Regions from separate parts of the Mus musculus genome. Here regions 1, 2, 3 and 5 are each linked to region 4. A link is a loop called in an ENCODE intact Hi-C map of the cell type or tissue named here. Cell type or tissue: left cerebral cortex. All regions are shown on one strand.

What was found. Hi-C counts contacts between places; a loop is a spot of excess contacts. Peaks named below come from ENCODE experiments on the same cell type or tissue, not always from the same donor. Only the 100,000 strongest peaks of a DNase experiment are listed, where the experiment ranks them.
Region 1: a loop joins it to region 4, with 14 times the contacts of the local background. A loop is called at or near these places in 2 of 42 quality-filtered maps.
Region 2: it touches region 4 in a loop (9-fold over the local background); 2 of 42 quality-filtered maps call a loop at or near these places.
Region 3: a loop joins it to region 4, with 17 times the contacts of the local background. A loop is called at or near these places in 3 of 42 quality-filtered maps.
Region 5: it touches region 4 in a loop (2.5-fold over the local background); 2 of 42 quality-filtered maps call a loop at or near these places.

The regions. Positions count from the first base shown.
Region 1 is chr2:96,715,085-96,720,084 of GRCm38, forward strand. The region is part of intron 2 of Lrrc4c (leucine rich repeat containing 4C); the gene reads left to right. Among named protein-coding and RNA genes, the nearest start is that of Lrrc4c, 400 kb to the left of the region's middle. In left cerebral cortex, no CTCF peak of the experiment used is centred here; a DNase peak (open chromatin) is centred at 2,478; H3K27ac peaks cover 4,093 bases.
Region 2 is chr2:96,850,737-96,855,736 of GRCm38, forward strand. All of the region lies in intron 3 of Lrrc4c (leucine rich repeat containing 4C), which reads left to right. Among named protein-coding and RNA genes, the nearest start is that of Gm22313, 380 kb to the right of the region's middle. In left cerebral cortex, no CTCF peak of the experiment used is centred here; DNase peaks (open chromatin) are centred at 2,629, 2,925, 3,231, 3,741 and 1 more place; H3K27ac peaks cover 1,497 bases.
Region 3 is chr2:97,412,319-97,417,318 of GRCm38, forward strand. All of the region lies in intron 4 of Lrrc4c (leucine rich repeat containing 4C), which reads left to right. Among named protein-coding and RNA genes, the nearest start is that of Gm22313, 180 kb to the left of the region's middle. In left cerebral cortex, no CTCF peak of the experiment used is centred here; a DNase peak (open chromatin) is centred at 2,279; H3K27ac peaks cover 1,176 bases.
Region 4 is chr2:97,149,222-97,154,221 of GRCm38, forward strand. The region is part of intron 4 of Lrrc4c (leucine rich repeat containing 4C); the gene reads left to right. Among named protein-coding and RNA genes, the nearest start is that of Gm22313, 86 kb to the right of the region's middle. In left cerebral cortex, no CTCF peak of the experiment used is centred here; DNase peaks (open chromatin) are centred at 2,480, 2,708, 3,456 and 3,910; H3K27ac peaks cover 2,246 bases.
Region 5 is chr2:96,617,041-96,622,040 of GRCm38, forward strand. All of the region lies in intron 2 of Lrrc4c (leucine rich repeat containing 4C), which reads left to right. Among named protein-coding and RNA genes, the nearest start is that of Lrrc4c, 300 kb to the left of the region's middle. In left cerebral cortex, no CTCF peak of the experiment used is centred here; DNase peaks (open chromatin) are centred at 1,019 and 1,962; H3K27ac peaks cover 2,886 bases.

The DNA of each region.
Region 1 (5,000 bases), 430 kb before region 4:
TCTTAAAGTGCTAAACTATGTGAGTAACATAGGGGACCAACCTTTGTCACATGATAAGGGTAATGAGAATAAATAAAGTTGGTGTACAGTCCTGACCAATAAATAAGCAACAATGGGGAAAATATCAAATGAGCAATAATTTTCAAGAATTACTTCTTGAAATGTATGAAAGGATGTTTTAAGCAAAAGCTCTAGAGAAATAAATGTTAATGAGCTACAGAAAGGCTCAGTATTTGGAAGAAGAAGAAAGACAGGTCTCTAGCCTTGTGAATTACATAGTGCTGGTCAGAAAATACTGTATCATTTTCTGTCTAAACAGTGATAATGATATTGCAAGAAACTTGTGCTGATGTGTCCTCATCCCCATGGTACATAATGTAAAATTTACAGGTGAATAAATAAATATTTCCTTCTTTTCTTTCGGGCTATTGTATCAATGCATTCTATGTAAGTTTTTGTTCCAGTAATACTTATTTGTTAATCTCTTTTTCAAGGTTCTATGGCCAGTACCAGGACCTTTAGCAGTATTATGTATGTGTTTTACGTGGCTTATTTTTGAGTTCTCGCCGTTTTCATTTGAAGTTCTCTGACCCTGATGACAGTTAAAATATTGGTTTCCGCTGTGGCAACCTCAGGAAGTCCTAGATTGGTTCTAACCGAGAAGACATGACTATTGCTTACAAATATGGAGTTAAGGAAGAAGTCAAAACAAACAACAGACATTTGAGAAAGAATCTGCTGATTCAGTGTCATAGCATTTACCTCCATGACGAATCATGCACTACCAACCTTAAGGAAATCTTTGATGTATATATTTTATCACCAAAGAGTCCTACACTACTAAAGTCAATTGACCTCTTGATGAAGGTTCATCCATCTAGAGGAGATTTAATATCTTTTCCCTGGAATCCTGATTTCCCAGTGACAAACACACAAAGTGACATGGATTCTTCTTAACTCTTAATGAACTAACTGATCTTTTCATTTCTTTATTAAAATGCATATTGAATGCCTGTGTGATTTTTGCTTCATATCTTAGTCATAAACAAATATTTCAACACTATATTTTACTTTGTTCTTGTAGGCTTGTAATCCCAGCTATTTGCAAGGTTGATAAAGAAGGATCATGAATTCAATGGTTGTCTTGTGTTACAGTATGAATTCTAGGCTAGCCTTAATGACTTTCTCAGGTCCTATGTGGTGAGGTGGGATAGGAAGAGGGGGCAGAGAAGGATAGAATATATTCCTAGGTACTGCATTTGATTAACAGGCAGGGATACCCCATGTGATCTCAGTAATGCAGAAACATTAATGATGATATTGTACTGTCAGAAAGTTGTTGTAGTTTACAGCTACATGTCTTTATTCTCACTCCCTCCATCTGCACAAAGGACATAAGAATAGGAGTGTTTCCTCAAAGTTTAGTAAATAATGCACAAAGCCACATAGTCTGACCCACAGCAAGATGGATATAAAAGGTACTGTATTATGGTCCATTTTTAAAACTCGGTGGAAGGAAAAAATAATTCCAGCTTCCTCACTTAGTAAGTCTGAAGAATAGCAGAAATATTTACTATCTTCCAAAACAGACAACACTAACTACAGCATTTTTTGAGCAGAGGACAAGAAGTTCTCTTCACAACTCAATCGTCTCTTCTTTCTATACACAATGGTCATGTGTGAAGGCAAGAATGAACTAAGACTCTTTTCACATTCCTTCCTATGATATTCCTAGGTGGAATGAGCTGCATTATGCTAATGCAATCCCGAGCAATTATGTATAATCAGAATGAACTGTGTAATCCTAATGCTCTTCCAGGCACTTACGGACTAGGAGAAAGAAAGGATCCACCTCATTAGGTTAACTATTCTGATTCACATAGTCTTTTTATTCCAAAAGAGATCAATTGTACACAATTTTATAAAGTTTCTATAAGCATTTTATAGAGCCAAGAAGTGAAAATCCGATGGCTGCTGATCTTGAGCACAGTAAGGGACAAGCTAGGACCTCTTTTCATCTCCTGTTTCACAACTACTGTCTGTGCTGATTAGAACCAGGTGATGTCTTTCCATGTGTTAAGAACTAAAGGACAGCTGTTCACTTACTTCTTATCTTCCCATGGCCCATGATTTCTGATGAATTGTGTATTTCTAAATTCATTCCTTCACACAGGGCAGAAACATTTATCTAAAGAAAAACAAGCATCTCTGTGATAGACACAAATTAAAATGGGAAATATGGGTCAGTAAGATACTCCAACTAAGATTCTACTGCCCATTAGCAAACTGGATATTTCATTACAGAGCTCTCTGGAGATTTAAGAGGAAAAATAATGTGGGTGAGCCATAGAAAAATATTAGAGAGAAAATGGTATAAAAAGGAGCTTTGGGGAGGTGGAGAGACCAGAGCTGTGGCAAGGAAATGTGCATTAGACAGTGAATTATGTTTCAATTTTAATCTTCCCACCTACATTCCTTATGCTCTCTCCATGTGGCTCATTTTTGCTCTGACTTTTAAGTGAAAAAACTTAAAATTGTAAATTAGGGAAGATCTTGTTTTGTGTCGGAGCATAGTTAACTGAGGAGGCACAGAGCTTAAGACTCACTGATTATTCTGATCATATGACAAATGGACCTTTGAGTAAATCCAGGGGTGCTGCACCTGCGTTTTATTCCCATAAAATGCCTTTGCAACCATTCAGAAGCACATGATAACTACATTCTGGGCATTTCAGGAACACAGCAGATGTGCTTCCGTCCTGGAGCAAGGACCCCATTCTGTATCATAGAGGAAAATTCAAGACAAAGCAAAGAAAAAGCCCAAGACCTTCCAGTAGCGACACATTAAGTGAAGAGAGTATAGCTACGTATCGTCTTTCATTTAGGCCGTTGTGTTAGGCAATCTAAGTAAATAACTGTATTGTTCATTTTCCTTTTATCTTTAATATTATTATTCTGTTTTGGTGAGGTGCCCATGCCACAGCATGCATCTAGACGTGAGATGACAACCTGGGAAGATTAGTCTCCCCCCCCTCTCCTATGAGTTCCTGGGGTGGAACTCAGGTCACTGGGTTTTTGCAGCAAATACCCCCTAAGCCATCTCATCTGACACAGTTTTTTTTATCATATTTTTATTGGTTAAATTATTCATCAACATGATGTAAATGTTAAAGACTGGGAAATCAAATGCATATAAAATCTGGAAGCTTACATATATGTTAATATATGGTGTTCTGGGAGTTATAACTATGTGGATATGTGTATTTAAATGTAGAGGTAGAGAAAAGTGTGTGAGTCTGAGGGTATGCTTCTTATCACACTTGGATTCTGAGTGTAAATATGTAAGTGGGGATATGAGAATATTTGAATGTATAAATAAATTTGGAATTGTATGAGTAGGGGAGTGTACAAGTTTGCGTGCATGTGTATGTACGTGCATATGTATATATGATTTGGGATTGCTGTAATTTCTAAATGGTATAATAAAGTGATAATGCCTTGTAAAATCTAAAGTGGCATTTAATTCTACTTCATCATGATACACTCTTACAGAGAACACACAATTTAAAAGTTTAAAAAGTAAAGCAGTGCTTTAAGGATATGAAAAGGCAGACCATGAATTTGTAAGAAAGCAAGAGGGGAATATGGGAGGTTTGGGGGGAATAAACGAAAGGAGAAATGATGTAATTAAATTATAATTTTAAAAAAAGATATAAGACACATTAGCTCCTTAGAACTTCAGTGTACATTCAAGGGCATGAAATATCAAAGAAGATTCATACTTACTTAGTCAGATGGAATGCCTCCTATAGAGTTGAGTCAATTTCAGACCTTTTGAATTTCTAAAATGACATTTTTTTGCTTAAATTGGGACTGTTTTAAGGAAAACTATGTTTGGCATTTTAGTTTCAGATTGGGAACTTCCGAATGAAGCTGATTATTTTCCTTAATGTAAAGCTTTTCTTTTGCCCATATGAATGCCCCAAATTCTAATCAGAGGTTACACTGTCCAGACAGTTCCCACAATATAATGTTCATTTCTGTCAACAATTCTCATGCAGACTGCTCTTCAAAGGACAACAATGAATTAAGTCAATAAAACTTTGACTAATTTATGGCTACAAGTAAAATCTTTATAAATTTATATGTATGCATATTTCTATAATTAGAACTTGTGAAATCCATACAGATTCCAGTAAAGCTTGCTTATTATGTGTCTGTATTTGTTACATTTCTGTTGTTGGGGCAAAAGCAAAAATAGCAACAACAGCAACAACAAACACTTGACCAAAAGCAACCCAGAAGAAGGGTTTCTCTCGGTTTCTTGTTCCAGATGGATAAGAGTCCATCATGGGGGAGAAGCATGGCAGTGTGTATCAGGCCTAGCAGCAGGAAGGAGAAGCTGAGAGCCACATCTCAACCATGAGAACAAAGCAGAGAGAGCAAACAAAAAGTGACAGGGAGCTTTTAATCTCAAAGCCTGTCCTCCAGTGATGTACTTCCTCCAACAAGGCTACACCTGCACCTCCCAAAACAGGGCTACCAACTAGAAACAGAGTGTTCAAATGAATGAGACTGAGGTAGCATCTCTCTTTCAAGCCATGATATCATCCTGACTTGTACAATACATTATTGATATTTCTTTCAAAAGCTTGATAGCAGGCAACCATAACTACTTTGAGGTCAAGACTCCTCCATGCCAGTGATAGCATTTCACAGCCTTCCCTCCTATCTCCTTGTTCTTACTTCTTTTCAAACCCTCTTGATGATGACCTATGAGCCCTAGAAGGGATGACGTGAGTATACTGTTGTGATTCATTATCACTTACTCTCAGCATGTAGAGCAGACACGTCTTTACATTTATTGCAAACAGACTTCTTCCATGAGTTTTAAAAAAACAAAAACAAAAACAAAGGAACAAAAAGACATGAATGTGGGAAAGAAACTAGTGGGGAGATGTTAAACTAGTATTAGAGGTAGGAGAGACATTAGAGAAGAA
Region 2 (5,000 bases), 300 kb before region 4:
ATCGTTTAGCGAGGGGATAGTTAGCAAAGTTTTCTTAGTTGGTTTGTTGTTTTTATTTTTGATTTTAAGGTAAGGGTTATTTAGAGGCAGCGAAAAGAATACACTTTCATCTTTTAAGTGACTCAGAAAGAGCAACATTGATATATTCATGAATTTAAACACACTTAAAGCCAAATCATGGCACCTTTCCAGATCCATCAAGACATCAGTTTACTTTTACTGGGAATATGAAAGGAGACTAAGAGAAAGCCAACGCTGCAGGAAGCTACAATTATGTTTTACAGGCTGCAATGTTCCAGGGTGTTCAGCGGATGATGTTTTTGTCTTGTCGTCAATAAATTCTGCCCCATGTTTCTATAATCACAATGCAGTTTTTACAGTAGGCAATTATTTTTAATTGTACGGATACGCAACCCCTTATTAAGTTAAGAGGAAGAGAGTTGCTGCACATATTAAAGAAACTGCAAACTCCAGTAGGATCTTTTGATTTCTAAATGATTTTGACAGTCTCTTCAAGAGTGGTTGCCCCATTTTCCTCCTTGAATTTAAAAAGGTTGTTTTTTTTTTTTTAAAGGGAAACTTCTGACAGCATAATCTCTGCATGATTTTTGTATGGCAGATTAGATAGTGAAAGGTTCCATCTACCACTCCCCAACCAATCAATTGCCTGAAAGACTAGCTCCATAGTTCTGCCATGCCTGTCTGAGTTATTTTATTTTTAAAAGAACATTGAATCACAACTGTTGAGAGCTGCATATTTAGGGAAAGATGCCCATCTCTGTCTCTGGAGGTTTCATTTAAATCGGAATGATAACAAGTTGAATAGGTTAAAAGTTGTTGCTATTTGACTGGAAACAAATTCTTCTCTTAATATTGCACAGTTGTGCATGTGTGTGCACACTCACACACACAGAAACACACACAGAAACACACGTGCACACACACATAAACACACACACACACAGACACACAGACAGAGACAGACAAAGACTAGAGAGACAGAGACAGAAAGACAGTTAGAGAAAGAACACCACCACTACCACCACCATACCATCAATGTTTATTTTAAATATGTACTAATCCTTAATTATTTCAAGTAAGATTCAATATTTATTTATTGATTGATTCATATTATTTTTTAATCTTTTTACAGTCCAGTAGTTATTTTCCTCCTTGTCTGCCCTCTGTTCCTCATTCATTTTTTCTTGCCCCTATCTCCAAGAGTATGTCTCCAACTCCCCTACCCCACCAGACCTGGGGTCTCAAGTCTCTGAAGGGTTGCCTGTGTCTTATCTCACTATCTCACTGAAGCCAGACCAGACAGTCCTTTACTGTATATGTGTTGAGGGGCCCATATCAGATAAGATATATATATATATATATATATATATATATCTGTTCCTTCTTTCTTCTTTTTTTTCTTTCCATCTTGACCAGTTTTCATATCAATTCCTCCTCCCTTTGTTTCTTTGCATAAAATAGAATATTTCCCATAGATATCAAACACCTATGGCATTTCAAATTACAGTAAGTCTAGGCACCTCCCCTTGAATTGACCCAAGAGGAAAGGGTCCCAAAAGGAGACAAAAGAGTTTATTTTCACTCCATCAATTCTGTTTTCAATTATATACTCCCTTAGTTACTGTTTCATAATATTTTTTCAGCTCTACTTAGTCTCTGTGCTATTCAGCTTTGCAAAAGATTTTAATATATGTAGCAGATAATAAGCTTCTTATAAACAAACGCTACTGGTCTTTATACTATACGTTTCTCTCTTCATGCAAATAATATATACATAGAGAGCACAAGCATGCATAAATGCAAATGCAACCCATATATTTAGACTGTAAATATTATGTATACATGTCTGGTAATGTGTTTTGTGTATATAAATTTCACTATGCATTCATTGAGATGAAGAAGACAGAAAACATAATTTTTCTTATACATCATTACATTTACTGGAAATGTTATATTATACTATGTATTGTATTTCATAAATTATATTATGAATTAAATCAAAATTTCCTTTTGAATAAACAGTTTAGCTAAGGTGTTTGACCTTTGACCTCAGAAACAATGTTTTATTTGCTTTTCAATGATATTATAAAGCATAATGACAAGTTTTCCATGAGCTATCTCCCTCTCCAAATTTACTCAGTTATAGAAGCTTGGCCACACTTAGTGAAAGTGAATTTGACAAATTAGATATCATTGTTCCAGCAAAGAAATGATAATTGATTGCCAAAAGCTTTCTGTTCCCCTCCTCTAAAAACTTAAAACTAACAATCCTCACAATGGACTTCACTCAAAATTAAATATATATATATATATATCTTTTAAACAAATAACATACTTGCATATTTTGTAATAAGAGATTGAGCTCATTTTCTACCCCAGAAAAAGGAAATTGAGTCTTTAGTCAAAAGGTGGCAGACTGTTTTAGCAACTCATATGACTATGAAGGATTCACTCTGCAGTGAAATTTCAAAGTCAGCCTTGTTTTGGTTCTTGTGATCTCTTCTTGCTCTTCAATCACATCTTCTTACCACAAAGTATAAGACTCTCTTTCTTACTCCTTACTGTATGGAGGAGTAACGGAGAGTGTTCACTTTGTAAACTCTGGGTTGTAAATTTTCAAATTCAAAAACACTGCTAGAGAGTGTTTGCCTCTAACAAAATATCTTGGACACATTATATAAGGTTATAGAATAACTTTAAATTCAGTGTTTTGAAACATTATTGTTTGACCTTCAAGGCTGATTAGAAATATCATCCTTTAATATCTATGTTGGATGAAGAGTGAGAGTGCATGTTTATCTTTGTCAACATACAGTCTGCATGTTGTCCCTTCTTTGTCACTACTTGCCTCTTGGTTCGTTTAATCTCTGGAATCCCAGTGTGTTATAGGATGCACAGTAGTGTCTAGTTTCACACCTCAGTTAAACACATCCAATGGCCATATGTTCCCTTATCATTGGTGCAATTTTGTAATATTTCCCAAATCTGCATATGTCATGAGACTTTTTTCTATGAACAGTAAAGTTTAAACAATATTTTTCAGAATTTTAACTATATTTCAATTCTTTGAGAATATGTTTTGTGTAGAGACAATTAAAAAACAGATATAAAAGGAAGTATTATCAAAATCATAAAGCAACAACCCACATGGCTTCACAGGAGAAGTCTATAAAGCCTTCAAATGTCATGCCGCCCACATCTCTACATATTTTTACAGGATTAAAAAAAGTGACAGAACCCTTCCTGATTCACATTATCTCCCTCCCCTCTCCTCTCTTCTTTACTCTCCAATCCCTTCTCTATCTCATGGACAGATCAGACTTAGAGCTTGTGGCATGTTAAGCAAGCATACTATGCCACTCAGCTAAACTCTCAGCCCCACAATCTTGATAACTAATTAAGGTATAAAGTATTAATAAATGCCAGTGTGTAGAAATATTTTGTTTCATACTGAATGTTCACACATTCTTAAACATTCTCTCATATACACTTATTCTTAATTACAAGATGAAAGGCATCTTACTTGGAAAGTCAAGAAACCATATTAAACCAACTATTAGTGCTGTGACAAGCAGATGTCAGTCTTTGATCCACTAATCGCTCCCATCCCAAATGTTGCTTCCATTTTCCCCCTAGAGAGTAGCATGTGACTAAGAATAGGACTTCACTAATTAATCACTCGAGCCTCTCTAGAAATCTGCTATGTGTGCAATCACCACATAGGCTTCTTTTGCCTTTATCACATATAGCTCTGCTACTCAGAAATATGCTTCATTAAGTCAGTTTTATAAAGAGCACAAGTCTATGTTCGGAAGAGAACAATTTTGTCTATGGTAATCATAAAGGGCCTGAATTAGAGTCATGGTAGCTGTTTAAAAAATAGATCAAAATTTCATGACTAAACAAGACCAAAGTTTCTTGCTTAAGAAATAGTTTGGCAAACATCTTCATGCTATAACCTCTAGAGACATGACTTCCTTTGCTTTTAGATGTCATGAAGAGGAACATCAAGGGTTCATGAGTCATACAGAACTGCAACTGTTATTCCATTGTGGGCCACATTCACAGCAGGAAATACAGCAGGTGTGATGCCATCATGAAGCCAATGAAAGGAAAAATTGATTGTGCATCTTTCATTTCCATATGTGTCTTCTCAAACTCCATAGGGAACAATAATTCCAATGGCCTCTTCAAAAAGTGTTTTAATGGTCACCTCCTCAATCTTTTCATTTTTTAAATTTTTAAAAATCTTTTGGGTGTTTCTGTGTAACAGCCCTGGATGTCTTGGAACTCTATTTGTAGACCAGGCTGCCTTGAATTGACAGAGATCTTCCTGCCTCTGCCTCCAGAGCACTGGGATTGAGAACATAAGCCACCATATTCAGCTCCACCTACACATTCTTAATAGAACTCTATAATATTCTTCCTCAGAAAATTTTTACAAAGATATTTTATCGTCCATCTATGTCCTTAAAGGAATGGAATGTACCAGCTGTTCTGGAATCTTCTGAAGGTTCCATGTGCCTAATTTTAGCAATGGCATGTCTGAGGTTCAGATGTTTATCATTTACCTGGAGGCACTAATTACTATGAAAAAAATCCATTAAAATTGGAACCACATAAGTCAGTTGAACATTTTTTAATCAAATAATTCAGGATGCTGTTAAAATATTAATTTCATATCTTAAATATTTATGCCTACTTGAAACCCACTAATAAATGGTACCTTGCCAATTTTCAGTGCAAGTCAAAGTCTACATAATACAACTCAGGTGTCTATCATTCATTAACCGCTCCAGGATCAGAGTCTACCTACAACTCCTAGCCTTAATCTGTTCCCTTTTTCTTTTCTTCCCAACCCTTCCTCCTCTCTCTCTCTCTCTCTCCTCCTTTCTTTACCCCCTCTCTAAAGTTCTATCTTTCAATCTTTCTTTCTACTTTGATTAAAGAATGAATTCAGAGCCCTTTAAGATTTAGTA
Region 3 (5,000 bases), 260 kb after region 4:
AGCTCTGTCCTTGACAGAAAGCAGATGTTGCCATAGACACAGGCTTAAGTTTGTGAAACTATATAACAGGGTTAAAGATCTTGAGAAGTATGATTGGTGCCCATCAGCATAAAGGGGAATGGATCTTCAATGCTCCTGCCCATACTAAGACCCACCAAGCACAAATAACAGGCTAAGCCCTTTCATCCCTAATTGACAAGGACATAAACAATTTTACATTAGTTAAAAAAGTTTTTTTTTATTCTAAGTTTATTTTCTAATTATATATTCTCATGATTACAGATGTATGTGTAATTAAATACCATGTTTGGACATATAATGGTAATTCTTTATAATGATTATATTTATATAGTAAAATTAAATGAGAATACCTTTATATAGGGTTGTATTGTAGCAAGAAATGGAGTCTATAAACAACTGGTTTTATTTCTGTTTTAATGTAGCATGCTTTGAGCACCTTTTCTGTCTATTGTGTTTTTAAATTTTTCTTTAATTTTTTGAGACTATAATATAATTGCATAACTTTTGTCTTTTTTTTCTCTCTCCAAATCATTCCAAATATCCTCCTTGTTCTGTTTCAAAATCATGACCTGTTTTTCTTCAGTTGCTGTTTTATAGAGATTCACAAGCACACACACACACTCACTCACACACATTCATAAAAACACACACTTGTACACGCACACATTTACACACACATACACACACTAATAAATGCATAAGTAAGCATTCTCAGGCTTATAATATTACCTATATGTACATTTTTCAGGTCTGACCATTTAAGATAGTATAACTGATTAATGTGCTCTCAAAAGACTATTTCCCCTACTCTCAGAAATCATTGGATGTCTGTACTTCTTTGTGTGTAGTTGCATCATCTTGGGCTTTCCCATTCACTTTGCCATTTCTGCTGTTGTGTTCCTTATTCAGCCATTCATGGGCAATCATGTTAATGAGACCTAATGGGTATAGCTTCTGACATTCCTAGGAGACATGTTCTCACACCCAAATCTATTTTTCTGTTAAGATCCACCACTCCAAATTCATTTTGTCATTAGTATGGGTCCTCAAGCCCTTTATTCATCATCCAGTAATCCATAGACGAATAATGCTAAAGCATAAACATCAGAATCTGTAAATAGTCATGCGTGGTAAATGTCATTCCCACTTCCTGTTGAACTAAAAGTTATTTTTAAATGGGGATATTAGGTTAATGAAACACACCTCTTGGTGAATCTGCAAGGTCATATGCACAAGCAATTAGAACATAAGGGCATTGATTTAATGAAGTGTTTGATGGATTTGATATCTGAATACATTATTCAGACTTAAAGGAACTATGTTAGATGAAGCCAGGTTAGAGAGAATTTTGTTCCTTGGAACATTTCCTTAGAAGTTGTATTTTTCTGTGGCCGATTACTCTGTCTCCACCATCCTACTTTCTGTCCACGTGCCTAAGTCCTCCCTTTCATGATGGAGTGAAACCTTTCATACTAAGAAAAACAAAAATAGTCTTCCTCAAAATGTTTCTGGGGGGTCCTATGATCACAGAGGAATGAATCTAACACAATACTTCAGTTTGAACACATTGAGAGAGAGAAAGGGAACCCTTCATTTGCTTTTCTCTCTGTTTGTTTTTTTTTTTTTTATCATATTATGTTTGCTCACATCAGATGAATAAAATGATACCTATTCTTATTAGTAAGGCCATTTCTTCTCTCCTCAATGTACATCCACATCAACACTAATGTCCTTTGAAAACAGCCTTAGAAACATCCAGAAATAAAATTTTAATGGTTCTACCAGTACTACTAACCCAGATGACAGGAAACATGAGCTATTATTCTATTTCAAATTCTAGTATATGTTATAAGCAACTACAGTTCACATGTACTCACAACACAAATATTTCTTCTCCATTAAGTCTCATCAAACAGCTTTAATTGTTGGCTCCTGAGACACTGTGTCAAGTTAGACAATATCTATCAAGTGTCTGTGCAGCCTATTTTAAATCCTTCAGTGATAATAAACACACTATGTTCAAATGCAGTCTGTTCTATCCTTGGATAGTTCTGAGAGCTAGAAATGTTTCTATGCAGTACTATAATTGCATTTCCTGTCGCTGCTTACTTTGGTGCTTGTTCTGTGCCTTAAAGCACATAAAAGAGTTTTAATTACCCAGGAACAACGAGGAAACCTTGATTCCTGTCCAGGTCCACAAATCTGTTCTCTTCAAATCCAACACCTCATATCCTTGCAGTGTGGTGGGTGCGACATGTCTTCTGGACACAGCGCTGCCAAGTTTGCTCTTCTCACCCTGCTTGCTTTAACCATATGCACTGGTATTTCTGCTGCATGTCTTTTTGCTTTTAGTCACAAAGTGTTGAGCTCTGTTCTCCCATGACATCATTGCATGACTAGTTTGCCCAAGTAAAACAAGGTTTAATTAAATCTTAATGTTGTGCCCACTCTTTCCAGAGCTAACTGCTATTTTCACTTCCCCTGCCATTAGCAGAATACATAATGAGAGAGTGTGGAGCACAGAGTCAGCCCCTTGTACAGAGAGTAGCATTTTGTCACTCACTCACATTCTCTCACTGGGCTTACTTTTATGTCTCACTACAAGCAGCCTGGACGAAGAGATTATGTGTGTGTTTTCTTTTAGGATATGAAGCAGCACAGTATGAGAATATTATTTAGGAGTAAGTAAGGAAAGCGTTCAGTTAAAAACATGTCTAAGATTGAGCATGTAAATCTGATTTTAATCTCCTGAACCCACTGAAAAGAAAATATTTAAATGCGGAAGGAACCATGTGTCTTGGTAACCACCAATGGGAAAGCAGAGATAGATATTAAGATCAATGGGGCTCACTGCCTAGTCAGCCTTACCAAATCAGTGTGTGGGCAGCTGAGTGAGAGATTCTGTCTCAAGAATCAAGATAAAGACTGAATGAAGGCGATACCTTACCTCTGCATTCACATATACACAAACACACACAGATAAGTAAGTGTACAACCATCCACACCCACAATGGCATAGAAAAAATAGGGGACTAAACCACATGAGAATAAGAAATGGACAAAGGTCGTATTCAGTCCATCAGCTTTGGGAGTTTCTACTTCCACCTGCTGTCTGGTTGCTTTTTTTCCATGCGTACAAACTGTTCAAATGAAAATCTTTACTCTTCTATGCAAATAACCTATAAAATATTGTCTATTTACCCTGACATAAGTTCTTCATTGCTTTTGATTTTTAATGTCTGGCAAAGCAAACCAACTACCAACAACAAAATTACATAATTATACCACCAAGGTAACCTTGGGGTAACTAATTTTCCAATAGGGTCATAAATCTTCAAGAGTGATTTAAAAATTGGTGATCCCATAAGACTAGTATAACATCTGACCACCATTTCCCTACAAAAATATACTACAACCTATGAAACCATAGGTTGACATATTCACGCAGATTGGTAACAAATTCAGCTGTCTTCCAACCAAAGACAAATGTGAAAGTTACTAATTTACAAAGTGTGGATTTATAACACTAGCTCAATGAACAGCCAAACCTATATATTACTTTACATGTTAATATTGGCTATTATGTTATTTAACTCTCCTTATTTCCCTGATAAGTAAGAATTGTTGAGAGTGACTACATAGACCTAACTCCATTTCAGATAAACAAAACAAAACAGGTACAAAATTTGTCCATTCAAAGGTAACAGACCATGATAGTATAAAATAAAATATTTAGTTGCAAATGTCTCTATTTTCAATTTTCCTAATCAAATGGAATCATTTTATCATGTATATGGAGAGCGTTCAGTTTGTGTAGTTTTTGTCTACCAAATGAGTGAGTTTTCAAGCTCATTAGCATGTGTAAAGATGGTCACATCAGTTTACATAATGATTAGTTCTGTTGTTTTACTCAAAATAAAGCACCCACAATTACAATTTGAAAACAGAATAATTCTTAAAAAAATTTAAAAGTGTTGAATTCTTTATAGATCAAACATGAAAGTGATTAACTTATTTTCTTCATCTTTAGTGAAGCGGTTCCAGATTTGATGCATAGTGTAGAGAAGTATTTTTTTTTCAGTTGATATTGAATATATTAAATAATTAGGAAATGCACAAATAAAGAGTATAGGAGATTCACCACGGAAACCTAGCTCAGTGTATGGATAAATCTTAGCACATGTTAATTGAGTGAGTGGCTGATTTAAGGACTTGTTCAACCGAACTCTCAGTATTCAAGTCTAGGACATTTTACTGTTCTTCAATTTTTAACATACATCATAATTTCTATGATTCTAATAACTAATAGAGGTCCCTTTCCAGGTCTTTCATTTTCTGGGCTACAACTATGTAGCTCAATGAATTTGAAGCAAATTTCAGACACTGATATCTCTCATTTGGATCTTCACATGTGTTCATGAAAAATGACCACTCTATGCAGTCCAGTCACTTTACATGACCCCACAGGCAGAGGTTACAATACAGTCATGAGCAGCCTCTGATGGAAATGATGCTGACACAGCAGCTTTCTGAAAGGCTCTGTAGTGTAGTCAATAAAAGGCTCACATTTCTTCTGATGCCATTTCTAAAGCTGCTCCTTGGCAACAACAGTGAGCCTCTATTTGGAGACACAGGTACCTCTACCCTCTACACTCAGCATAGAATTTTTGCCACAATAGCCTCTGGCTTCAAAATCTTTTATTATTATTATTATTATTATTATTATTATTATTATTATTATTATCTTTAATCTCTTTTTATAGTCCAGTCATTATCCCCCTCCTGTTCCGCCCTCTGACATTTCCTCTTGGCATTCCCCATCCCTTGTCTCCAAGAAGATGTCCCCAATCCCCAGACTCCTCCCACACCATTCCCTGATTCCCAAGTCTCTCAAGGGTTAGGTGCATCTTCCCTCATTAAGGTCAGATCAGAGAATCCTCTAATGTATGTGTCAAGGGTCTTGGACCAGCTAATATATG
Region 4 (5,000 bases):
TGTCTTCATCATAATCACCAACATTTTATGTTGGATAGCATATCATTAGATATACTGCTGAAGAAAAGTGTCCTTTCCTTCCCCATTAGTTCCACAGTTAGATATGCAACCTAATCCTAATGAGTAGATCCCCTATTCATTCTGAAACATTGACTGTTTTGATTTCCTATACTTTTCAGGAAGGCAACCACAGAAGCCAAGACTTCATGCCTTACCAATTTAAATGCATAAAGCAGGTGAATTCGTGTTTACAATGCATATTTCAAACCACACCTTTTGCTATGGCAATTAAAAATGTGTGTTTTTTAATGTTCTCGGACCTATTCATGTGCAGCGTACTTATTTGAAGATATTGCTATAGCTTCAAGTACCCAATAACAGTCATGCTTTGGAGCATTGGTTAACTAGATGCGGTAGATGTCTAATGTGTATTGGGCAACAAAGTAGGGCACTGCATCTACACAGGTGAAAATTATAACTAATTCTCTAGAGAATTTTCTCTTTAAAACAAAGGAGACAGCCATGAAAACACGGATTCATAATACAATATGACTTTGTCCTTAAGAAAGGCTAAGTGAGAAGTGCTTTTGAAAGAATTAAGATTTCTACTTATAGAGAGTAAAGGACCAAAATAGAAGACTTGTCATGCATAAACATAAATGTTCTTATACTTTTTGACTTTTTCTGCACATGAGGGTTAAAATGCCATATAAATCTCCACAATGAGCCCAAGAGCATATAATAAAGATGAATGCAGCCACATTCAAGGATCAATTAGTATGTATAGCTAATCCCCTTTCAAGATTGTGTTTTCAGGAAGGGCACCAGACTTAAGATACAAAGAATTTCAAAACTGTAGAGGCAAGGGTCTCTGCCAAAGTTTACAAAAATCTTCTTGTTGGAGCACACATTTCTGTAAGAATTAAAAAATGACTGAAATGTTCTAAAAATAACAGCTACCAGTCTCACAAAATAGCCTGGCCCTATGTTTCAGACACACCATATCAGTGCTCAGGCCTATCATGTTTAGTCTTCATTTGTTAGAAAGGCTCTGGCTAAGCGAATAGTCACTAACTCTACACAGGTATCTCCTGGTCCTTTATCCCACTAGGACAGGGCTTTATTTTTTGTTCATTTTATTTTTCTTATTTTGCCCATATTTTTCCAATTCAAACAACAGGCAGATTTTAAGAAGCATGGTGTTTTTTTATTTGCTTTTCTGCAAGAAGTAGTAAAATAATATTTTTTTAAAAAAATAAATGAAAATAAGAATGCAAACAGGGATTCTGTGTTCTGTCTTTAGATTTGACTACTCCATCCCATATCATTCAGACATAACTTATAAACAGAAAGCATACACACTGAATTATATTGGTGGAGGTATAAAGGAAGATTTTGTTATCTGTCTACCCATTTTCAAACCTGATAATGTATGATTTTTTTTGGATTATTTTTGAAGTATAGTATCTTAAAATATATACAATCCTTATGATGATTAATTCTGAAAATTAATTAAAAGTACTTCTTCTAAATAAGGTTTGTTAATATATTATTGAACACTGAATCTTCAGTTGTTCAGGAAACTGAATTCTTATATTTACAGATAAATCCTAGACAAAAGGCTTAAATCCACACAACTAAAAGTTTTAAGGTTGAAACCAGAAATCAAATACTGCTGATTCTAGATGTTTTCTTTACTTTGCCTAAGATATGTCGGTGATGTTACATTTGAATTCCTCCCTCTTATTATAGAAGCCTTATGATAACACATTTTAGGTTCACTGGTGCTTCACGAGCTCTTCTACACAGTTAAGGTCTCTTCCGTCTGAGAGAGCTTTTGTTTGTGCATCTGTTTGTTTCAGAAACAAGCAGATTATGAAAATTTCCAGGATCCTTTCCACTGTCATCGGCTTCGCTGATTGAAAGGAGCAAAATAAGATACCTTGAATGAAAATGAGACTGTGCAAAGTTGATGTGTGTATTTGTTCACTCTTTCACACTGACTTTTTTCCATATATATTTTTAATTTTATTATCTTCCTTGCTCACACACAAACTTAGGGGAGAGACATTTTATATATCCGTATGCTGTATTGTACGCGTCAAATTTTACAATATTTTATTTTGAACTGTGATGACAATATTTCTGTGATCTTTTGCCAAGAGGGCTCTTTTCATTAGACTCCTTACCTCAACTTTGGTGGATTCACTCTTCGATATCTTGAACTAAGGGAAAAGAGTGTTTGCAACCAGTCTAATATGCCTACCTAGAGATTACATCATATTTTCTGGACAATACTACATCTGTCTCAAGAAGATACATATATGTTTTTTGGCAAGTGTTAACACTCCTACAGCTCTCTGTATATTTCCACACTCAAAGTAGCTAATTATAGGAACCTGGGAGGAAGATGTGCAAATAACTTGCAAAAGTGAGGCGCAGCGCCTTCATTTCACTATGCATTTCCTATTAGCATGGGAACACAGCAGAAGTGGAGAGGAAGATGATGATATAGGTCAAGAATGCCATCCAGGTCTACATTCCCCTGGACCAGTAGTTCTCACCCACTTTCAAAGGTGTCTAAGAACTTCTATATTTATACCAGCATTCCAGATTAGTATGGAGGGACATTTTTCAAAATAGGAGACTTGAACTCATTTTATTTCACAGTTGGTTAGCTTGATTTATTTTAAAACTCTACCCATATGGTGTTCTGGTCTGCATTTGTACTATTGTTTCAGGATCCAAAATTCTTATGAGAAGACCAAATTGTTCTCTTCCCTTACATCATACTTTACCTCTAGATGTACTCAGAAATAAACTTTCTGAGAATCCCAAGTCATATGGGCAGCTATTTAGTCAGCATTGTTATCGAGGGTCAGTATCTAATTTTATTCCCTTTTTTTCTTTTCTTTTTTAGTTTTAAGACATCATCACATTATGCATGCAGCCATGGCTTGTCTAGAACTAACTATGTAGACCAGGTTGGCCTCAAAGTCATAGAGTTCCATCTGCCTTTGCCTCTGCCTCTCTAGTTCTGGAATTAAAGGTATGTACCACCACACACAGCTCATTTTGTTTTATTTAGGACTGTACTCCTTTATCCTACAGGGTCAATTATTCCGAACCTCTCCAGTTCGGCATGGTTCTATTTGCTGTCATGTTATTTCCTTAACAGAAAGTAAATAAACAAGTAAATAAGGTCACACCCTAGGATATATAAAGATTTATAAATCACTGCCTTGAAACTGATAGAAGAGAATCAGATAAACTTTATACTTTACAGGGGTATTTTTTTTTCCCTCTAAAGCTAAGAAGCAACAAAGATATTTCCTGCATACATCACACACATTTCTCCTTACATACATATGCATAGGCTTCAACTCTACACATTGCTTTGTCAGCACGTTGTGGAACTACTGTATCAGAGTAGCCAAACTCTATAAATTTAGACATAGACATGTACAAAAATAATCTAACAAATGACAGCAGCTTGCCTTCATTAAGCATTTATAATGTGCCAGCTGTGTTTGAAGCCAACTACGTGCATTGTAACACTTGATTATCTTTGTTAGTATAACAGCCCAATGATTCTGAAGATCCATTAAGCAAATAGGTAACTGAGGCATTAGCATTCATTTTTCTCAAGTCATATAAGTAATGTGTAGCAATATGTTTACTGTCAAACCATCAGCTAATCCACCCACATATATTTACTGCCAACTTATCCTGTTATGTATTTATTCTGGGCTAGGTGATCCTAATTAGTTGTAGAAATAGATAACAAAATAATCATTTCTGGAATTTCTTGTGTGAAAAGCATCAAGCTTTTTTCTTTTCTTACTGTGTTTTTATAAATCTGAAGATTATCATTGAATTTCATGTGGGAAATAGAGGTTTGGAAGATTTTTTGTGCAAAGTCAAATCTGGAACTGGGTCAGAAAAAGTAAAAACTATTGCATAAGACTGGGACAAGGCTAAGCATGAGCCTTGGAACCAGTATAGGCACTAATCCTTAAGTATGAATATGCCTACAAGATAAAGTGTGTTGTACATGGTCAGAGAATTTTTTTAAAAAAACAGGGACCAATGAGGTTAAATTAAAAGGAGACTGAGAAAATACATGGAAGAAGATAGAGGACAGATGTGGAACAGGCATTTTAGGATGCGGAGAACATGTAGTTCTCACTGTTCCTTGTGGCATCTGAATGGTAAAGAAATGGAGATAACACGCCGGACGGATGCCATCATCTGAAAGTGGAAAAGTAGTTGCCAGTCCCATGGCTTGCATCCAAAAATCTAACAAATTTAAATTTAAGTGAATGGATATGCTCTACTGGATGACTGGATTTTATAATGATAATTCCAACACAAATAGTTTTGCACAGTGAAAAAAAAAGAGAGTAAACCATGTTCCATAAACAATGACATCTGAGCATCTGCAAAGGCATGCTTTGACTTCAAACATAGAAGGCAGTTCCATTTAATTTCTTTTTTTCCCTTTCTTCATTTTAATATACCAGAGATAAGGACACAGTGCCTTAATCTGGTATGTTTGATATCCACAATAGCTTACAGTACACAGGAAAATCTACTTAAGTCGTTGATGGCTTAGAGGATGAGAGAGGATGTGTTTTTAGAGCAGATGTTATAGAGAAAAAGGATCATACCCTGTAGAGATGAAGTGGAAATCACAAATATATACATGACATAAATCTAGTATGAGGGATTAGTAGCAACTTCGTGTCCTGGACAAAAATGCAGTTTCCTCCATAAACAGTCATATTTGTCAGGTATTTTCCACAGTGTTTAAATAGCAGTCATTTTACAGGTTATACGGATTAAAGTCCTTCAAGTGGGAGAGGAGCTGCATTATTTCCGATGCCTGGAAAGACCACACAGTCGGTCCTCTGCGAGGTAGCCCGGAAGCCCTTGCTCCATCAAGCATAGCCTATTATATACATAAAGACACACACATATATATACATATATATACACAC
Region 5 (5,000 bases), 530 kb before region 4:
AATAACTCAAGAACTTTGAACTTTGGACATGCAACATTCCGACATTTCATAATAATTAAATTTTGGATCAGTGAGTCTGTTTTGAAGATGTAAATGATTGTTGTTTTCTGGGAATGTCAGCAAGTTTTTACAAAATACAAGACTTTTCATAGAAGATCAAAGGAGCTCAATTATATTATTTGTTATTTCTGCCAATATTGTGTTTGACCAATATAAATATATTTAGAACAGAAAGGTATTGTTAAGAGTATAAGGAGATAGTTTACTAGTTAAAGCACTAACCACTAAATAAATAGGACCAGAGTTAGAATCCCCATCACCAATAAAATGACAGGTGAGTGTAGTGACCCTTCTGTAATTTGAACCTCAGAAAGTATAGACAGTGTATTCCCTGAGCAGTTTTTTATCAGAAGACCCATAACTCGAGGAATTACTTGGAAGATTACATGTAAACACACGAGGAATGCACCAGAACTTGTATTCATGTTCATATATGTGCACAACCTACAGGTGAACACCAATGACAATCAATCAATCACTCAAACAAGCAATAGTTAGGTGCAGTGATAACACTGAGTCCACTGCATTTTCCATGGCTCTTTCTTGCTGCAGTTATTAGAAAGACTATAGATGAACTAAACAGTCTTCATGGTCTGGCATCCCTAGTTTCCCTAGCATTTTTTTTCAATTAACCATCCTTCAGTCAACCTCCAGTCCAGTCTGTCTGATCTGTTAGGCAATCATTATATGCATTAGTTATCTTCTTAAAGGCCATTGCATTTATCGTGCCTAGGTTAATTTCCCCATTCCTTACTCCTTCCTTGATGCCATGTGCATTTCTTGAGAGTGAGTTATTTACTCCTGAAAGAAAGTTGCTTCTTACAGTTATGGAGATTCAGAAGTCCAAAATTAAAGCAGAAGCAGGTTCAGGAACTACTCAGCTCCCTGCTTCAAGATCGTGACTCAAACCTTTCCACCTCCATATGGAAGCAGGGGAGCAGCCTATGTTGCCCTCACATTGTGAGAGAAGATGAGAGCTCACACTCTTCCTTTTCATACCAGCATTAAGCCGTCAGGACTAAAACATCTACAATATCCCATCATCTAACACTGTTGCACTGGTGAGTTCCAATTTGTTTTGATGGTGATCAAAGCATAAAATCATGCTACCCAAAGAGGCCCTATGTCTTTAATTACCTCAACTTATTTAAGTCTCAACTCTTACATCTCATTACATCTAACACAATTACCACAGTTAACACTGAAGCCTCCTCCCCTGATTCTCAAGCCCCTTTGTTATTGTACCTTTCTTGATTTCCATAGTCTCTTCCATCCTGGATGAGAAATTTTATTTATTTAATGTAGTCATATCAGCTTAATAAAGTCACGGCATTAATCTCTGGTTAATTGTATTACCTACAATGCTTTAAAGAGTGCCCGCCTCCTGGTAGTTGCAAAATTCTTTGTCATATAAAATAAAGGGGAATTTATCACTGTAAGGTAGAATTTCTTTTGGCCTGTTTATAGAAAAGGAAACTGGTCACTAAGTTCCTGATCCTCTGTTTCCATTGTGAGATAATAAGGGATGAATCCATTTCTGTCTGCTTTCGAAAAAAACAAACAAAAAAAAGATATTTCTCAGTATCTAGACAAGAGTTATGACAGGATTACATCTAAAATAGTTAGTACGAGATGCTTAGAGCCTATATGGGGGCAATGCAAGTAATCACGTCCCTCACTCAGCTTATCAGGTCTTGCTTCGTGTGACTGCATTGATGTTTGTGCACACACACATGTGCTACTGTTCCTTCTATTGCTTTGATCTTTTCTAACAAGTCTGTTTATTTTTGCTTTGCGTAGATGGGTCCGTGGGTTTTACAAAGAGTTGATTCAGATCATTAAATCCTACACAAGGCTGAATAACAAAGCAGAAAAATCTGTCGACAAAATGCTAAAACCCTTCCTCTGACTCAGAACCTCTCTTTTCTCACTCTTTGAGTCATCCTGTGGAAGATGGCTTTATTTGTTTGATTCTAGATTTATGGCTCAGTATTCCCAAAATGGATGTGTGCTAAGATGAAGCATTTGTTTAGTGAGAAGGATCATATTTTAATTTGTAAAACCATAAAAAGCTTAAACCACTGCCTCAATTTAGGAGAGAGGAGAGGAGGAAGGAGAGAAAGGAGGAGGAATGAGCGAAATGAGGAGATAATGGGGAGGTGGGGAGAAGATGGGAGAGAACTGTACCAAGAATGAATAAAAGAGAAACACAGAAAGACAGTGATGAGAGAGGATGTCCCCTGGAGTTTTACTTGTTAGGATAAAACAGTTGAAAAAAACTATTTAAAGAAGACAGCATTTATCTTGTATCACAGTTACAGTCAATCATGGCAGCTTTCAGGCAGCTGCTACCATTGTACCCATATGGAGAGAGAACTAGAGAAGGGGAGAGGGTGGGAGGGAAGGAGAAAGAAGAGAGAAGAGAGGAGAGGAGAGCAGAGGAGAGGAGAGGAGAGGAGAGGAGAGGAGAGGAGAGGAGAGGAGAGGAGAGGCTAGTGCTCACCTCTTTTCTTCTTTGAATTCAGTACACAGTCTCAGTTCTCAGAATGGTGGCACTCTTTTAAGGTGAATTGTTCCCATTAAATGTTATCTAGAAGGCCCCATACAGACATGACCAGAGGTTGAATATCTAAGTGATTTGATATCACTTCAGTTTGAAAATCAGAGTTAACCAACACATTAGATATTCTGCTTTACTTTGTAGCTTACAGTAAGCTTTTGAAAGGAAAAGTAATACTGTCTACATTAGGAAGGTCAGATTAGAGAAGGGGAAAACACATTTTATGGTGTTCTCCTGTATCCTATGAACTGGTTATGTCCTCGGTTATGTAATAATTTATCTTCTGTCAGAGATCATCTTTTGAGGTGGGAAAACACAAGGCTGCTTTCTGTATTGGAACACCATGTGGGGTAATGGTGAATTAATCCATTTCTTCCAGGAGTCAAATAACATTGTCCATCATCTCCTCTCCTTTCTTCTCCCCTCTTCTCCTCTCTCCATTCCCATCATCTTGACTCCCCTCCCATCTTTCCTCTCTTCTCCTTTCCTCCTCTAAAGCTTCTTGTGTGTGGTATATTCATGAATATGGAAACATTTATCCATATACTTAGCGGTGGAAGTTCAGAGAACATCACATTATCATCAATCACTGTTTTGACAGTGTTTCTCCCTGAATTTGTGTCTCCCCTTTGATTTGGGCTGGCTAGTTTATAAGACCCTAGTGGTATGGTTACAAATATGCTCTACCCACTCAGCATTTACATGGGTGATCGGGATCTAAACACAGAGAACTCTATGTTTTCACAACAGTTACCAACAGACTCATTTCCTTAGGCCTGCCAATTTTTCTTCATCAACTTTAATGTCTCAATACCTGAACTCATCTTAATAGAGTACTCTGAGGGTGTGATGGAGTTTCAAGATAAATCACAATAACACAGGATGTGTGAAAAATATGTTATTTTGTTCTAGATTTATTTTTAATTATGTGTCAGTGTGTATATTTGTATGTAGATAGGTGCTGTGGAAGCCAGCTCTTTCAGATCCCCTGAAACTTGAGTTACAGATATGAGGCACCTGATGTGGTCCTTGTAAATAGAACTCAGCACCTCTGGAAAGTCAGCAAGTGCTTTTAATCTCTGATCCATCTTCCCAGCCTCAAAAATATGTTTGTGGTGAAAGGAATTTGAAGGAGGTTTCATAGACATGTTTCTTGCAAACATATAATTCTTAGCTTCGAAGTGAGTAGAAACGTTGGGGCTGCGACGGTCCATGATTCATCCTTTGGGTTATATACTGCAAAGATATTGATAGGAATCGTGCAAAGACTTCACCTAAGCTGGTGTTGGCAAGGCTATAGGAGCTGTCTCTAGAACTTACATTGTCTACTTAGAGCAAAGCTCAGAAAGACAGCAGAACTGAAAGATGATCTTTACACAGAGAGATGCACATATATTGCCTACTCTAACTATATTTTTCATTTTGATACTGACTAGACCACACTACCAAGTACCTTTCTATTGTAATATTATAGAAAGTTTTTTTATGTCTAACTATTTAGAATCTATTTTCTTTTTCTGAAACTGAATTTCCCCTTTATCATATAAAATTGCCCCAAGAAACAACCAGGATAATGTCATTGTTCAAATTTATGAATCTACAGACTTTAAGATGAACACATTCTGCTTTTGTATTGTAAATCATACCGCTTAGTTTTCAATGTAGGAAGGACCATTCAGAGACTGCCTCACCTGGGGATAAATCACATATACAATCACCAAACCCAGAGAGTTTTATTGATGCCAACAAGTGCTTGCTGACAGAAGCCTGTTATAGCTGTCTCCTGAGAGGCTCCACCAGTGCCTGACCAATGCAGAGGTGGATGCTCACAGCCTACCATTGGACTGAGCAAAGGGTCCCCAGTGAAGGATCTAGAGAAAGGACCCAAGGATCCAATGGGTTTGCAGGCCCATAGGAGGAACAACAATATGAAATAACCAGTACCCCTAGAGCTCCTTGGGACTAAACTACTAATCAAAGAAAACACATGGTGTAACTGGTGGCTCTAGCTGCATATGTAGCAGAGGATGGCCTAGTTGGTCATCAATGGGAGGAGAGGCCCTAGGTCCTGTGAAGGTTCTATGCCCCAGTATAGAGGAATGCCAGGGCCAGGATGAGGAGTGGGTGGGTTGGGGAACAGGAGGAGGGAGGAGAGGATAGAGGATATTCTTCGGAGGGGAAACTAGATAAGGGGATAACATTTGAAATGTAAATAAAGAAAATATCTAATAAAAATTTACTATTTTCAAAAAGGAAAAAAAAAGCATAAATTTTTAATTCACTTAATGAGGAATCACACAAAACCCTTATGCTTTTGAAAGGTTTTATTAGATCTTTGTAATTCAATTTAATTTACTTCACCAAATATTTTCTAAGCATA